2 separate regions of the Homo sapiens genome follow, and region 2 is linked to region 1. A link is a contact called in ENCODE Hi-C or POLR2A ChIA-PET data. All regions are on one chromosome and are shown on one strand. Each heading gives the region's core, a stretch centred on a gene start or an enhancer-like site at or near the end of the contact. The rest is flanking DNA. Distances are from core to core; before and after follow the strand shown. Region 1 overlaps CREM (cAMP responsive element modulator). Region 2 overlaps CCNY (cyclin Y).

Evidence for each region. Hi-C counts contacts between places; a loop is a spot of excess contacts on that map. ChIA-PET counts read pairs that join two places held with the same protein, here RNA polymerase II (POLR2A). Pooled maps may share reads with other maps.
Region 2: a loop to region 1 is called in a map of CD14-positive monocyte, with 2.2 times the contacts of the local background. The contact joins two enhancer-like sites. A Hi-C loop is called at or near these places in 1 of 168 maps with a recorded cell type or tissue (CD14-positive monocyte) and 9 of 50 pooled maps. POLR2A ChIA-PET finds 5 or more read pairs at or near these places in 5 of 52 experiments (AG04450, CD4-positive, alpha-beta T cell, activated T-cell and 1 more).

The regions. Positions count from the first base shown.
Region 1 is chr10:35,189,146-35,193,429 of GRCh38, forward strand. The region is part of intron 6 of CREM (cAMP responsive element modulator); the gene reads left to right. Among named protein-coding and RNA genes, the nearest start is that of LINC02634, 53 kb to the right of the region's middle. Within about 2 kb of position 2,551, at least 11 of the 41 ENCODE cell types and tissues checked have a DNase peak (open chromatin) inside an H3K27ac peak, as active enhancers do; they include CD14-positive monocyte, where a contact is called at or near this core.
Region 2 is chr10:35,449,139-35,453,422 of GRCh38, forward strand. All of the region lies in intron 1 of CCNY (cyclin Y), which reads left to right. Among named protein-coding and RNA genes, the nearest start is that of CCNY, 110 kb to the left of the region's middle. RefSeq lists a silencer at 2,321-2,450. Within about 2 kb of position 1,738, at least 10 of the 41 ENCODE cell types and tissues checked have a DNase peak (open chromatin) inside an H3K27ac peak, as active enhancers do; they include CD14-positive monocyte, where a contact is called at or near this core.

The DNA.
Region 1 (4,284 bases), core at 1,301-3,800:
TTTCAAAACAAATGCTGACTTTGGGTTTTTTGTTTTTTTTTGTTTGTTTGTTTTTTTGACTGACTGTTCTTAGTTGTTTGAATTCTGAAGTATCCATTCTAGCTCTTATGGAAGCTGTCAGTAATGAAATAAAAGTTGAGATGTAGCCCTAAGCTTTTAGGGTTACCTGAGATTTCAACTGGATTTGCGTTATACATTATTTTAATTCAGTTGTGCCTATGATAACTGTAATAGATGTATTTAATACAGCTTTCAAAACTCCTGTGTTTTAATTGAATTCTATTCCTCTTGGTCCATTCGCTTAGGATTTAGGATATAGCACTATTTTTTAAAAATTTGCTTGCTTGTTTGTTTGTTTGTTTATTTATTTATTTATTTATTTATTTTTGAGACAGAGTCTCGCTCTGTTGCCCAGGCTGGAGTGCAGTGGCGCGATCTCGGCTCACTGCGACCTCCGCCTCCCAGGTTCAAGCAATTCTTCTGCCTCAGCCTCCCGAGTAGCTGGGACTACAGGTGCATAACGCCATGCCCGGCTAATTTATTGTATTTTAGTAGAGACGGGGTTTCACCGTATTGCCCAGGCTGGTCGTGAACTCCTGAGCTCAGGCAGTCCACCCACCTTGGCCTCCCAAAGTGCTGGGATTACAGGCAGCACTAACGTTAAGGAAAGTAAAATCAGTTATTTTAGTTCGAATGTCTTGCAGGTATGATAAGCATATTATAATTGATGAGTCTCTTGATAATTATACTCAGGTATTTTGGGGGTTAATGTGGACTATGGTAAAAGTGTGTGAAGAACTGAGGTGGTGGCATTTATGGAGTAAAAAATGCATAGTACAAACCCAGTACTTTAATGTTTTCTTGAAATGTAAAATGAAAGCCACCTGTTCTATTCCCCCCATACTCATGGACCATATTTATGTCTAGGTGAATAATCTTAAAGAATAATTATTTCTTCTCATTTTATCTTTGTTACATGGAAGAATCTACTGCAAACAACAGAGTTTTGAGAATTTTTAATGTTTTACACAATATGCACGTAAGTTTGTGCCTTGGGGTTTTTAAGAATTTTCTTCCACAAGTCACAAAGATTTTTTTCCACATTTTCTTCTATTTGCTTTATGGTTTTACCTTTCACATTTATGTCTTTAATGTATCTGGGCTTCACTTCTGTATATAGTATTTGGTGGGAATTCATTTTTAACTTTTTTCTCCGTATATGGAGCCACTCCCAAGGGTTTGTTGTTTCCTCACTGGTGTATGGGGCAGCCTTAATTAGACAGTGGGTTTGCTTTTGCACCTGGATCTGGCCAGTCTTCTGTCTGATTCATCTTTTTCTGAATCCCAGCGCCATACATGTTTGTTATCTCATAAAACAAGTTCCCCTTGTCTTTTTTCTCAGTTTGATACAGAGTTAGTTTTTTGTGCACGATTATTCTTTCATATGCATTTGGAATAAGTTTGAGTTTCTAAATAGTAGTAGTAATAATAATAATAATAAAACCAATGATGAGACTGCATTAATTTTTTTTTTCTTGAGATGGAGTCTCGCTCTGTTGCCCTGCCTGGAGTGCAGTGGCACGATGGCTCACTGCAAGCTCCACCTCCCGGGTTCACGCCATTCTTCTGCCTCAGCCTCCCAAGTAGCTGGGACTACAGGCGCCTGCCACCATGTCCGACTAATTTTTTTGTATTTTTAGTAGATACAGGGTTTCACCATGTTCGCCAGGATGGTCTCGATCTCCTGACCTCATGATCCGCCCACCTCAGCCTCCCGAAGTGCTGGGATTACAGGCATGAGCCACCATGCCCAGCCAAGACTGCATTTAATTTAGGGAGAGCTGAAGTCTTCATAATGTTAAGTTGACCTATCCCAAACCATAGAAAGTCTTGTTTATTCAGATCTCATTTTACTTCTTTTAACAGTTGAACATTTTTCTTTTTATTTATTTATTTATTTATTATACTTTAAGTTTTAGGGAACAGTTGAACATTTTTCTTCACGGAGATCTTGCATATTCTTTCTTTAGTTGGTTCCTAAGTACTTTATGGGTTTTGTTGCCATTACAATGGTACCTTATTTTGTATTGTATTTTCTAATTGTTGCTGGTGTAGAGAAATACGGATTATTTTAAGTCGATCTTTTATCTATTAACTTTGCTGAACTCTAATTACTTCTAATAATTTACTGATTCTTTGTGATTCGGTCTGTGATCCTATGTGAATGTTTATACAAATAGTGATGTTTTGTTTCCTCCCTTCCAATCTTTATTCCTGTTTTCTTTTTCTCTTTTTTTCTTTTCCTTAAATAATCATGGCCAGGAGCTCCAGTTTAAACACAGCAAGGCCAGTGGGCATTCTTGTCTTCCTGAACTTAGTGGCAGTGTTCCCTGCCCTCCTTCTCCCTTCATCTCACTGAAGGGCCCTGTCAGCTTCTTTGTGGATTCTCAGTGCCTGTCTTGGCTGATGCCTCAGCAGTATTTAACACTGTCGACTTCTGCTTCCTCCACTTCCTGAGACTGTGTCCTCCTTGCTCTTCTCTCTCTGCTGCTTCTCTGTCAGTCCTGTTGCTGGGCTAAGCTTCCCCTGCCCCTGTCCTGAGTGTTTCAGTGATCCTCAGGCTCACTCCCCCACCCTCTTCCTGCTGAGCTCCCTCCCTGAAGGACTCCCTCCCACGCTGGCTTCAGTTCACTGTGACTATGTCCTGACTCCAGCTGGTTCCTTAGATGGCCACACATACCTCTGACTCCTAAAATCCACTCTTCCTATCTTCAGTGATTGACCACTACTATCCTTGATGCCAGAAACCTAGGTGTTGTCCAGTATTCTTCCCAGTCTCCATTCAAAGTCACTGTGTAGATTCTTCTGCCTGGCTGAGCCATGAATGCTTCTGCCACTCCACAGCCCTCTGTCCTGGCCCTGGCCCTGGCCTGGGTGCTATCCCTCTGACCCAGGCTACCCCTGTGGGCTACAGTCTCCGGCAGCCACCGGAAGCTGGCTATTGTGGAACAGCTTTCTGATCCTCCTAATCATGCCAGAGGCAGCAGCTCCCTTCTTGGCTCAGTTTTTTGGGAATTGTTCCTGAAAGTTCAGCTAAACTCTTCATTCCTCACAGTGATTCTGGGAGCCACTGATAGTTCTTAAAAACAGCAGTTTCTTGCCCCCAACATCTCCATTACTGCATTGCACTTGTTTTGTTTTGTTTCGTTTTGTTTTGTTTTGAGACAGAGTCTCACTCTCTTGGCCAGGCTGGAACACAGTGATGTGATCTTAGCTCACTGCAACCTCTGTCTCCTGGGCTCAAGCATTTCTCCTGCCTCAGCTTCCCGAGTAGCTGGGATTACAGGCATGTACCACCATGCCCAGCTAATTTTTGTATTTTTAGTAGAGACGGGGTTACACCATGTTGGCCAGGCTGGTCTTGAACTCCTGAGTTTAGGTAATCCGTCCATCTCGGCATCCTAAAGTGCTACGATTATAGGCATGAGCCACCACACCTGGTGTCTGGGGTCTTTTTAATAAGGGCACTAATCCTGTTCACAAGGGTGTCACCCTCATGACCTCATCACCTCTCAGAGGTTCCACCTCCAAATACTATTGCATTGGAGGTGAGGATTTCAACAGAGGAAATTGGGTGGGGATACAAACATTCAGTCTATAGCATCCACTCAAAAGCATCCATCAATGTCTGTGACCTGTTAGACAAAGCTCCAAATCTTTCATGTGGCCCAAATCTTTGCTTGATCCAAGCCTTGCATTCTTTAATAGCTGCCTACCTCTCCACTTCTCCCTCTTTTGTAATACAGCTCTTTCTTTCATTTCCTGGGATAGGCCATGCCCTCTCTCCCTCCAGGGCCTTCTTCACACATACCGATTGCCTGATAAGAATACGTTCCCCGAGGAAGCCTTGCCCATCCTCCACATCTGGCTTAGGCAACCTTCTGTGAGTTCCTACTGTACTTCCTTAGGCACATATCATGTTGTGTTGTGGCTCTCTGTCTTGCTAGATGGTAAGTTCTATTTGGACAAATACCTAGCACAGACCCTGGCATGTGATAAATGTTCAGTAAGCATTTACCAAATGAAAGTGAACTGTTCTTCCTCTGAAAATGTGATTTGTTCTGTGTGCTGATTGACTTGAGATTAACTGGTCCAGGGAATACATTAAAACTACTAAGAGCAGTAATCAACTAAGCAACCCATTTCCCTTCTTTCTTTCCTTCCTTGCCTTTTTTTTCACACCAATATTTATTGAGCATCTATGTGCCAATTTAAAGAAATGCT
Region 2 (4,284 bases), core at 488-2,987, 260 kb after region 1:
GGAGATAATAGCATGGGAACCATTGGCATACTGAGGGTATTCATTACAGTCTTGTGGCTGAGGTCACCACGCAGCGAGGAGGGAAGGGACAAGGAAGCAGCAGAGGTGTGTGTGAGAAGGAGCTGAGGAGGGGCAGAGATAGGGGCAGGGAGGGGGGTGAAGAGAGAGAGATGGTCCCGGCAGTCAGCGAGGGAGACATTTTGAGGAGAAAGTGGGCATCTCTAGTAAGATAAGGACTGAGATGTGGCCATTGAATTAGCAGTGGCCTTGGTAAGAGCTGGAGAGTTGGGGGTGGGAGCAATGGCCCTACTGGGCAGGGTTCCAGAGAGAACAGGGAGGAGGAACTGGAGCACGCAGGAGCCTGGCTGAACAGGAAGCAAAGAAATAGAGGGAAGGCTGCAGAGGGGGAGGCTGGTTGAGAGCTGTAGTTCGGTTTTTGGAATGAGAGTAATTACTACGCGTGCCTGTGCTGATGGGAAATGCATGATGCAGGAGAGAGAGGGTGGGAGGGGCAGGGATCCATTGCCGAGTAGGGGGGCCGGCCCCAGGGAGGTACCTTTTTAGGGACCACAGGTCAGAGAGGTGCAGGGAGCAGAGATGGCAGGGTGAGCACAATGGAGGCAAGAAGGCTGCAGTGCTTCTCCTGGCCTCTGTCTTCTCAGCTGAACGGACAGTAAGTTGAGAGTGCCAGGGAGTGTTGGAGGTTGGGGGAGAGACAAAAAGGGCCTTTCCAATGATGCTATCTCGCACCACTCAGGGCCTACCTGAGTAGGGTGTCAAGAGTTTACGGTGGGACCAGTCAGCAGGATTCTGCATCTCCTCCAGCTGTGTACAGCTGCTTGGGGCAGAGGAGATGGGGAGTTAGATTTAATCAGCTCTGGGATTTGCCAGAAAGCGCTTTGGAGGGCAGAGGAACGTGGTGGCACGTGAGAGCACCAGGGAGCCAATATGACTACAAGGCTGTGGCTCTGAGTCGGGTAGAGAAGAAAGCAAGGATGTAGCAGGGGGAGGGGTGGCAGAGAGGTGGTGGAATCGGGCTTTGTGGTCTTGGTGGGTGGAAGAATTTACAGGGTTGGGATGTCAGGGAGTGAGTTGGGAAGGTAGGAGATGAGGCTCAGAAAAGGGCTGCTCAACTTTGAGAGCAGGGAGTCCTTTTGGTGACTTACAGGGAGAGGGTGGAGGTTAAGATTAAAACACCAGGCCTTGCAGGGCAGTGGCATCCTGGGTTTTAGCAGTGTGTGGAGGATGTAGGACATTGTGCTGGGGATGTGTGCTCCCTGGGATGGTTTTGGAAGTTGGGAGATGGCATTAGAGGCTCTTTGGAGTTTTCTGGGCTGAGAGCTTGATTGCTAAGGGACAGCCTGGGAGTTGTCAGCTTCTTGAGCTGACAGCCAAGTGGGGATAAAGCGTTTCTTCTGATGGAAAGGTTGTGGTTCTGAGGCTGCTGGCACATTGGGAAGGGCATCTTGCGGGTTCCCATCATTGTGGAGCTACATCTTTATTTCTGAATGTTGGACATGGGGCACTTGGGGAGGCCAGTATTACCAGGAGATTTTTCTTTTTTTTTTTTCTTTCTCTTTTACCTTTTGTGTATCAGTATTTCTTAATAAGAAATGCCTATTTATTTAAATTCGGTGGGAGATATTTTTGACATAATTTTTTCACTTTCTCTCTGTCCTCTGTTTTGGAGAATGACAGTGATGGAGCAGTGGGCTGGGAGCCTTCCTGTCACCAGCACCTGTGACTTTGGAGCAGCTACTTCCTCTGGGACTGTTTAAAAGAAGGGGTGTGGGGCTCAGCTTTAAGGTCCTTTGGTTTTAGAATTAAACTCTATTTTGTTGGTTTATGAAGCATGTTTTTTGTGCCCATGATCTCAAATTTCTTTGGTTTTTAAAACTTTATCTATTTATTGTACCTTTAAAACAAATACATTTTATACCTAATGCAAATTAGTATTTTTTGAAGAGTGTTAGGCAGAATAAATGTGTATTTCCCATCAGAGAAGGAACTACTGATAAGTACTTCAAGAAGACCCAGAATTAGCATGTGTGTTTATATAAATTGTGAAATCATCTTCTCCCACTTCTTCCCCCTTTTTTACAAAAACAAGTTAAGAGTCAGAGAAGGAAAGAAGAAATGGGATTTGCACCGTCATGGACTGATACTGCCTGGGTGTAGTTGTTTTGCTTGGTGAGCAGAACTTGCTGTATTATCTGTAGCTTTCTTCATGTATACTTGGGCACTTGTAAATGTTACCAAGTGCCTCTGACCAGAATGGGTGGGTCATTTTCCATGTCGTCTTAAAATGACTGGAAAGTTGGTGATGAACAGAAGGCTTATTTTGATATCTGAGTATGGCCTGAAGGCTATGCTGAGTGAGTGAAACCCAGAGCACTTCTGAGCAGGTTTTGGTTGGTTTGGTTCCTCTTTTGTTGGTGCTTTTGTGAGGGCCAATTCTGTATGGCACTAGACAGAGCTGGTTAGGCTCAACAATACAGTGTTACCAGGCGGGTTGAGAATGGACACCCACAAGCCCAGGAGCCTCCTGAGGCCAGTCCCCCATAGTGCCTGGGCCACACGGGGCTGGGCCTGTTAACCAGGGCAGGCTCGGGGTTCATGTCTTTTACCCTCTACAACAGTGCAGCCCAGCAGGTCATTACCACCTCACCTCCACGCATGGCAGGGGCAGGGGGAGCGGTCAGGGCATGCCTGTCCTGCTGCTGTCACCCAGGCGAGCCACACATTCCACACTGGCTTGAATGGCAGTGACTTTGGGCCTGGCAGTGTCCTCTGCCAGTCTCCTTCACTCACAATTTCATTTCAACTTTGTGTTATAGTGAAGTATTTAATATGACACTTTTTTTTTATTCTTTAATAGTTCAAATAGTAATGTATGCCAAGGTCAGACTAATATTTTGTTTACTAGCTTAGTAATTTTCTTCTTGTTCCTACCTGAATTAATTTATATGGGAGCAAGTGCTGCCTTTTTTGCTGTTGAGTACCAGAGAACATACAGTAAATAATGATTTTTACATATTGAAGTTGCAGTTGTTGACTGTGATGTTGAAGATGTCTTCAGACAGTAGTTTATACTGCATTCCACACTTGAGGCTCAAGTGATTGGAGTGATTTCTGCAATTACTAGTTTGTTCTATAACTAAGACTGTTTGTTGGTCTCTGCATATACTTTCAGGTCATTAAATGCTACAGAAATGAGAAATGAAATACAAACTTTTTAACTCCTACTCAGATGTCCAAACAGCTTCTTAGTTCCTGTCAGATCAGTAATAATACTGGGTTTGGTCTTTCTTAAACCAAGCATAATCCTGCTTATCTTAGAATGAAACAGTATTCCTATTCAGAGGTAAATAGAGTTAACCTTTACTCGTGTAATTTTTATTGTTTGTTTTACCATTTCATGGTGTTCATACTAGCCCCTTTTCCTTTCCCTCTAAGTGACTGCTGAGGTTCTCACCATTTCAGAATAAAATTCTTGTCCTTTGAGGTTGGAAATTTAATGATAATTGAAAAACTGTATGTGTCAGTATACTTAAAAGGAAAGGTTATATCATTCTCTTCATTTTGGATGTAAAATTTACCTGTTAGAGAAAATTTGGAAATTATAGAAAAGTAAAAAAAAAAAAAAAAAAAAATGGAAAAAAGCTATTGTGCTTGTCTCCTACAAAGAGAACTACTGTGGACCTTTTATGTCTCATTTCTTCTGTTTTTTAAAAGCTGGGTTTGTCTAAAACCACTGTCACCAAAACAATAAAACCCATACCCTCCAAATTTGTATGACATATAATTGTGGTGACATTGTCTAGAACATTTTAAAAAAAATATTATTTATTTTTAGAGATGGATCTTGCTGTGTTGCCCAGGCTGGACTGCAGTGGCACAATCATCGTTCACTGTAACTTGGAACTCTTGGGCTCAAGCATTCCTCTTGTCTCAGCCACAGCGTCCAACTAATTTTTTCATAGAGATAGGGTCTTGCTTTGTTGCCTAGGCTGATCTCAAACTTCTGGGCTTAAGGAGTCTTCCCACCTTGGTCTCCCAAAGTGCTGGGATTACAGATGTGAGCCATTGTGGCTAGTCCTGTATATAAAATTTATATATTTTTCACTTAGCATGATAAACAGAAGTATTTCTCCAATTACAAATGTATTGAACTGTTTATAAAAACTATTGATTATTATTTTTGATCACTACATAATTTTTCATGTGGGAAATTTTCCGCTTATTCAGTCCTTTATTACTAGACATATAGGTTGTTGTTTTCTT